2 separate regions of the Homo sapiens genome follow, and region 1 is linked to region 2. Evidence: chromatin loops called from intact Hi-C (ENCODE). Cell type or tissue: GM12878. All regions are shown on one strand. Each heading gives the region's core, and the rest is flanking DNA. Links, peaks and the distances in the headings are about the cores only. Region 1 has its middle 8.1 kb from the start of LINC01038. Region 2 has its middle 84 kb from the start of SPRY2.

What was found. Peaks named below come from ENCODE experiments on the same cell type or tissue, not always from the same donor. Only the 100,000 strongest peaks of a DNase experiment are listed, where the experiment ranks them.
Region 1: it touches region 2 in a loop (2.3-fold over the local background); 2 of 110 quality-filtered maps call a loop at or near these places.

What each region holds. Positions count from the first base shown.
Region 1 is chr13:79,810,980-79,813,897 of GRCh38, reverse strand. No RefSeq gene overlaps it. Among named protein-coding and RNA genes, the nearest start is that of LINC01038, 8.1 kb to the right of the region's middle. In GM12878, for the core only: no CTCF peak of the experiment used is centred there; DNase peaks (open chromatin) are centred at 795 and 1,237; H3K27ac peaks cover 756 bases.
Region 2 is chr13:80,255,639-80,258,556 of GRCh38, reverse strand. No RefSeq gene overlaps it. Among named protein-coding and RNA genes, the nearest start is that of SPRY2, 84 kb to the left of the region's middle. In GM12878, for the core only: no CTCF peak of the experiment used is centred there; a DNase peak (open chromatin) is centred at 1,777; H3K4me3 peaks cover 477 bases; H3K27ac peaks cover 1,407 bases.

The sequences.
Region 1 (2,918 bases), core at 234-2,733, 440 kb after region 2:
ACGATGCCATTTCACACCCACCAGGATATCTATACTCAAAAAGTTAGATAAGAGCAAGTGTTGACAAGGATGTGGAAAAATCAGAATCCTTACAGACTGCTGGTGAGAATGGAAAATGGTGCAGCTACTGTGTAAAACAGTCTGGCAGCTCCTCAGAAGGTTAAGCATAGAGTTACCATGTGACTCAAAATTTTACTCCTAGATATCTACCAGGGAAGATGAAAACATACATCCACACAAAAACCCATACATGAATATTTATACCAGCATTATTCATAATAGCCAAAAGGTAGAAACAACCCAAATGTCTATCAACTGATCAATGACCAAACAAAACATTATACATCCATCCATACGATGAAACATTATTTGGCCATAAAAAGGAAGTACTGCAGCCAGGCGCAGTGGCTCATGCCTGTAATCCCAGCACTTTGGGAGGCCGAGGTGGGTGGATCACGAGGTCAGCAGTTAGAGACCAGCCTGGCCAGCATGGTGAAACCCCGTCTTTGCTAAAAATACAAAAAATTAGCCTGGCATGGTGGAGCAGGCCTGTAATGCTAGCTACTCGGGAGGCTGAGGCAGGAGAATTGCTTGAACCCGGGAGGCGGAGGTTGCAGTGAGCTGAGATCATGCCACTGCACTCTAGCCTGGGCGACAAAGTGAGACTCTGTCTCAAAAAAAAAAAAAAAAAGAAAAAAAAAGAGGAAGTACTACCACACGCTTTGACACGAATGAACCTTGAAAACATTATGTTAAGGGAAAGAAGGAAATTACATAAGACAAAGACTATGTATTATATAATTCCATTTACATGAAATATCCTGAACAGGCAAATCCATAAAGACAGAAGGCACTTCAGTGTTTGTCTGGAGATAGGAGGGATGGGGGGTAGTAGCTAAAAAATATGGGGCTTCTTTATGAGGTGATAAAAATGTTCTAATTTTGGCTGTGGTGATGGTGACATGTATCTGTGAATATACTAAAAACCTTTGAATTGTGCACTTTAAATGGGTGATTATATGATATGTGAACTATATGTTAATAAAGATGTTATTTTAAACTTTTCTTTACAAAAGTAGGATGTGCACCCCAATGGCACTGTAAACAATTTTCTCCCATAGCTATTCCATTTTCACACTACTTTCTTTCTAATTCCTATTTCTACTTCTCACTTCCATTTATCTTACACTTAGGTTTCATTTCCCCAGACCTACATTTCTGGTTCAATACCCTGCTTTTGAAACCTTCCTGTGAACCCTTTTAATGAGCTACAAGAGTTTTTCAACCTAAACTGTATGATGTTTACTGGCATTTAAGGTTTTACTTTCCTTACTTCTTCAGGTTAGGTACACCCTCTGTCAATCCTCAATACTAAGAAACCTCATCCAGAGAACAACTAGGGGAAGACCCCAGAGATTAATATGAGCTAAACACACAGTCTTTCCTGCTTATTCACATTAAACTACCATCCTTAAAATACACATTTGCATCTCACATATTTTAGCCACCAGAAATTTCCAGGAAATTTCTCTGTTTCTTACACTAACGGGTGTGGATCTAGTATCTTCCATCTTCAGATCTGTCTCAACTCAACAGTCTCTGAATATACAGAAAAGGCTCCTACTTTAGAATGGTAGTGAGGGAAACTGAAAGTGGCATTTCAGTTGAGTGAGAAGAAGCCAGCCATGCAAAGACCTGGGAGAAGAGCATCCCAGAGAGAGGGAACATCATGAATGACTGGCTGAATGCATGAACTAGAGATCCAAGGGGCATAGGAATCCAGAGAAAAAGGCAATCCCTCGAGACTAGGAATTGGAAACTTTGAAAGGCTTTTGCAAGTAGGTAAAACTGGAGCAGCATATTGGAAGAAAGGACCAGACTCAAACTCATTAAAGGAAAGGAAGGCATTCCAGGCAAGGAAGTGGAAACAAATGAATCTGGACTATACTACGTGAAACAGGTCAGGCAAAGCGAAGGTTGTTAGAGGATTGTTTCCTAAATATGACCAGCTCTGACCTTGGTTTCAGCTCTTTGAAATTCCAACACGACATCCTAAAATGGCAAAGAGTCCCATTTGTGCCCAGATTGGGTCACCGTTTCTGTGTGGCCTACACTTGTGCCTTATTACCTGCAAGAAACACTTGTTATTTTAGTTTTGCGGAGACAAAGAATACCACTTTCCATTGGGCTCTCTGGGTTGTAAAGAAACCAGTTCTCCCCACGTTGGCATTAGTATAGTGAAGTGCAGGATCTCTGAAAGAAGAAAGGGGCAAAACAAACTTAAGGTATCTCTTAAGTCTTCCTGAGGATAAAAGAAAGAACCAAGCTCATTATTTCCAGGGTAAAGTTAAAGTCCTAATCATCAATAGGAAAACTTTCCTCCTTTCAGAATTGTGTCCTTTGCTTCCTTTTTAGTCTCAGAAAAACTTTATTTTTCTAGAAACAGAGGGCAGAACAGCAACTTCCACTGTCTCCAGCCCTACAACTGATACTTTGCACTGAAAAAGTTACTTGCTTTAGTCAGACAAAGAACTATCTTTCTTCTGCTATTAACCATGGTTATTTAAGACTATATGTAAACGCAATACTGTTTTTAACACGATATTTGGAAAAGAAGATATGAAGAAGAATTAATCATGCAGAGAGGCAGAAAGTGATTTTTACTTAAAATTCACAATATCCATGTCATTTTCCCTGGGGGAGTTTATTTCAAATGCTACTTAGTAATTTTTCAAGACAGAAAATGATAAAGCCTGTCTGAGGGAGAAAAGGAGAACAAACTCCATTAATATCAACCCTCAGCCCCCACATATACCCCCACCTCAGGCCCCCATACTTCTGGCTGCCTTTCCCTTACAAGTGTATCTTTGCCTGGAAGCTAAGAGGTGGCAAGAGCATTTGTGGCTGAAAGATACTCT
Region 2 (2,918 bases), core at 236-2,735:
ACATCATGCTTCCTGTCCTATGAAACCATGAACCAATTTAAACCCCCTTTCTTTATAAATTCCCCAATCTCAGGTTATTTCTTTATAGCCGTGTGAGAATGGACTAATACCACTAGTTACAGTTATTTGTTTCTCCTGATTCTGTGGAGGACAAACTTTTCCATTTAGATGATCTGCTGGGTTTTTTTGTTTGTTTGTTTGTCTGTTTTTTTGAGATGGAATCTCGCTCTGTTGCCCAGGCTGGAGTGCAGTGGCATGATCTTGGCTCACTGCAACCTCCGCCTCCTGGGTTCAGGGGACTCTTCTGCGTCAGCCTCCCGAGTAGCTGGGATTACAGGAGCACATCACCACGCCCGGCTAATTTTTGTATTTTTGGTAGAGATGGGGTTTCACCATATTGGTCAGGCTGGTCTTGAACTCCTGACCTTGTGATCTGCCCGCCTTGGCCTCCCAAAGTGCTAGGATTATAGGCGTGAGCCACCGCGCCTGGCCAAGATGATCTGCTGTTGAGAAAACCTAATAAGAATAGCCTTTATCAAAGATATATAATCTAGAAAAGCTTAGGGAGACACAAAATCGTAAGCATAAAGGACAGTTATTAAAGTGTTACTTCAGGCTGGGTGTGGTGGCTCATGCCTATAATTCCAGCACTTTGGGAGGCTGAGGTGGGAGGATTGCTTGAACCCAGGAGTTCAAGAAGAGCTTGGGCAACATAGTGAGACCCTGTCTCTACAAAAAAAATTGAAAACTAGCCAGGTGAGGTAGGACGTGCTTGTGATTCTAGCTACTCAGGAGACTGAGGTGGGAGGATCACTTGAGCCTGGGAGGTTGAGGCTTTAGTGAGCTGTGATTGCACCACTGTACTCCAGGCTGGGTGACAGAGTGAGATTCCATCTCAAAAAAAAAGAAAAGGCTGGGCACGGTGGCTCACGCCTGTAATCCCAGCACTTTGGGAGGCCGAGGTGGGCGGATCATTTGAGGTCGGGAGTTCGAGACCAGCCTGACCAACATGGAGAAACCCTGTCTCTACTAAAAATACAAAATTAGCTGGGCATGACTGCCTATGCCTGTAATCCCAGCTACTCTGGAGGCTGAGGCAGGAGAATCGCTTGAACCTGGGAGGCGGAGGTGGCGGTGAGCTGAGATCGAGCCATTGCACTCCAGCCTAGGTAACAAGAGCAAAACTCCGTCTCCAAAAACAAAAAAAAAGGTATTATTTCAGCTTAGTTGTTCATTTTTACCACCAAAGTGAAATGTAAACATCATATAATTTTATTCAGATATCAAAAGAAAGAAGAAAATTATTTTAACAAATTTGTAAAAAATTAAAAAATATATTTTGTTATAACAAATTTCTAACATACACAAAAATTGATAGGAAAACATAAGCAATCTTCCTGTACTTAACAACCAGCTTCCCTATGGCCAATCTTGTTTCATCTTTTCTCATGTCTACTCCTGAACCTCTACCTCCATTATTTTGATACAAATCCTGGCCATAATATAGTGACATTTGTAAGTATTCTAGTATTAACTCTGTAAAAGTTAAGGTCTCTAAAAAAATTACCGATTTTAAAGCATTTAGGGGAATGTAGTCAGTGTTTGGGAAATTTTGTAGGTGCTTTCCAGAAATTAAAGACAAGAAAAAGTAGAGTTCAATTTCTCAGTGAAAAACCGAAATCAGTACAAACAAAACATCAAGAATGAAGTTACTCATCTGTAGAAGTAGAATATATTGAGACGTGTTTGCTAAAGCGTGGACCAGAAGATTTAGAGACTTTCCATACCCACTCAATATGTTCTTAATGCATGAGTATTGTAGGCATTGAGGGCTGAGTCATAGCAGACTCCAGACGATGCAGGTGTTCATGTAGCCCCTGGAAGGACTTTGGTTGTTGCTTTTAGGGAGATAGGGAGATCTGAAGGTTTTAAGCAGGAGAGAAGCAGAATATCACTTCCACTTTAAGAGGACCGCTCTGGCTGCCGCTATGTTGAAACCGAAATGTATATGTTCTAGAGAAGGAAGAGAAAGACCAGTTAGGATAAAGTTTTTCACATTCTACTGTGCACACAAATCACAGAGAATCTTGTTAAATAAAGGTTCTATTTTCATAGGCCTAAGATGAGGACTGATTCTGCATTTCTAATAAGCTCCCAGGTAATGCCCAGGCCCCTGCTATACATACCAAACCTTGTTTGGCAAGGACTTAAGAAACTATTACAGACATCCAAATAATAGCTGATGTGGCTCAGAGTGTCAGTGATGGAAAACTAGAGGGATTGTTAAAATGGCAGGATGCTGGATTAATTTTTTCAGTGTAACTGACAGAATTCCTTGATGGCTTGGATATAAGATGGGGGAGGCAAGTCAAGGCACATTCTGAGGCTTTTGGCTTGAGCAACTGGAGGCATAGGGAAGCATGTAGGAGGAGCAGGTTTTGGTGGGAAATCAGAAAGTTGATTTTTTGACATCTTAATTTTGAGATACTTCTTAACTGTGAAAATTTTAAAGATGAGTAGGTGACTAGATACATATGTTTGGTGTTCAGGGGAGTGGTTGAAGTGGCAGCTAAAATTTGTAAGTCTGTATGTAATATCTGAAGCGATGAGAACGTATCAGATTAGTTAGAGAGGGAGTGCAGATAGAAAAAAAAAAGAGATTCTAGGACTGAGCTTTGGGTTTGTTCAACATTTAGAGGTCAGAAAGATGAACTAGCAAAGAATACGAGCCTTGAATTAAGAGGAGAATCAAGACAGCATGTCTCCTGGACGTCAGTAAAGAAAGTGAGATTAGTAAAACAAAGATGAAACTAACAAATATCAAATTATCAGATTCTGATCTAGGTTGCCCTCATAAACTTCAAGTTAATGTGGAGACTTCAAAATTAAAATGGAAATATTGAATTATGAAGCAGTTT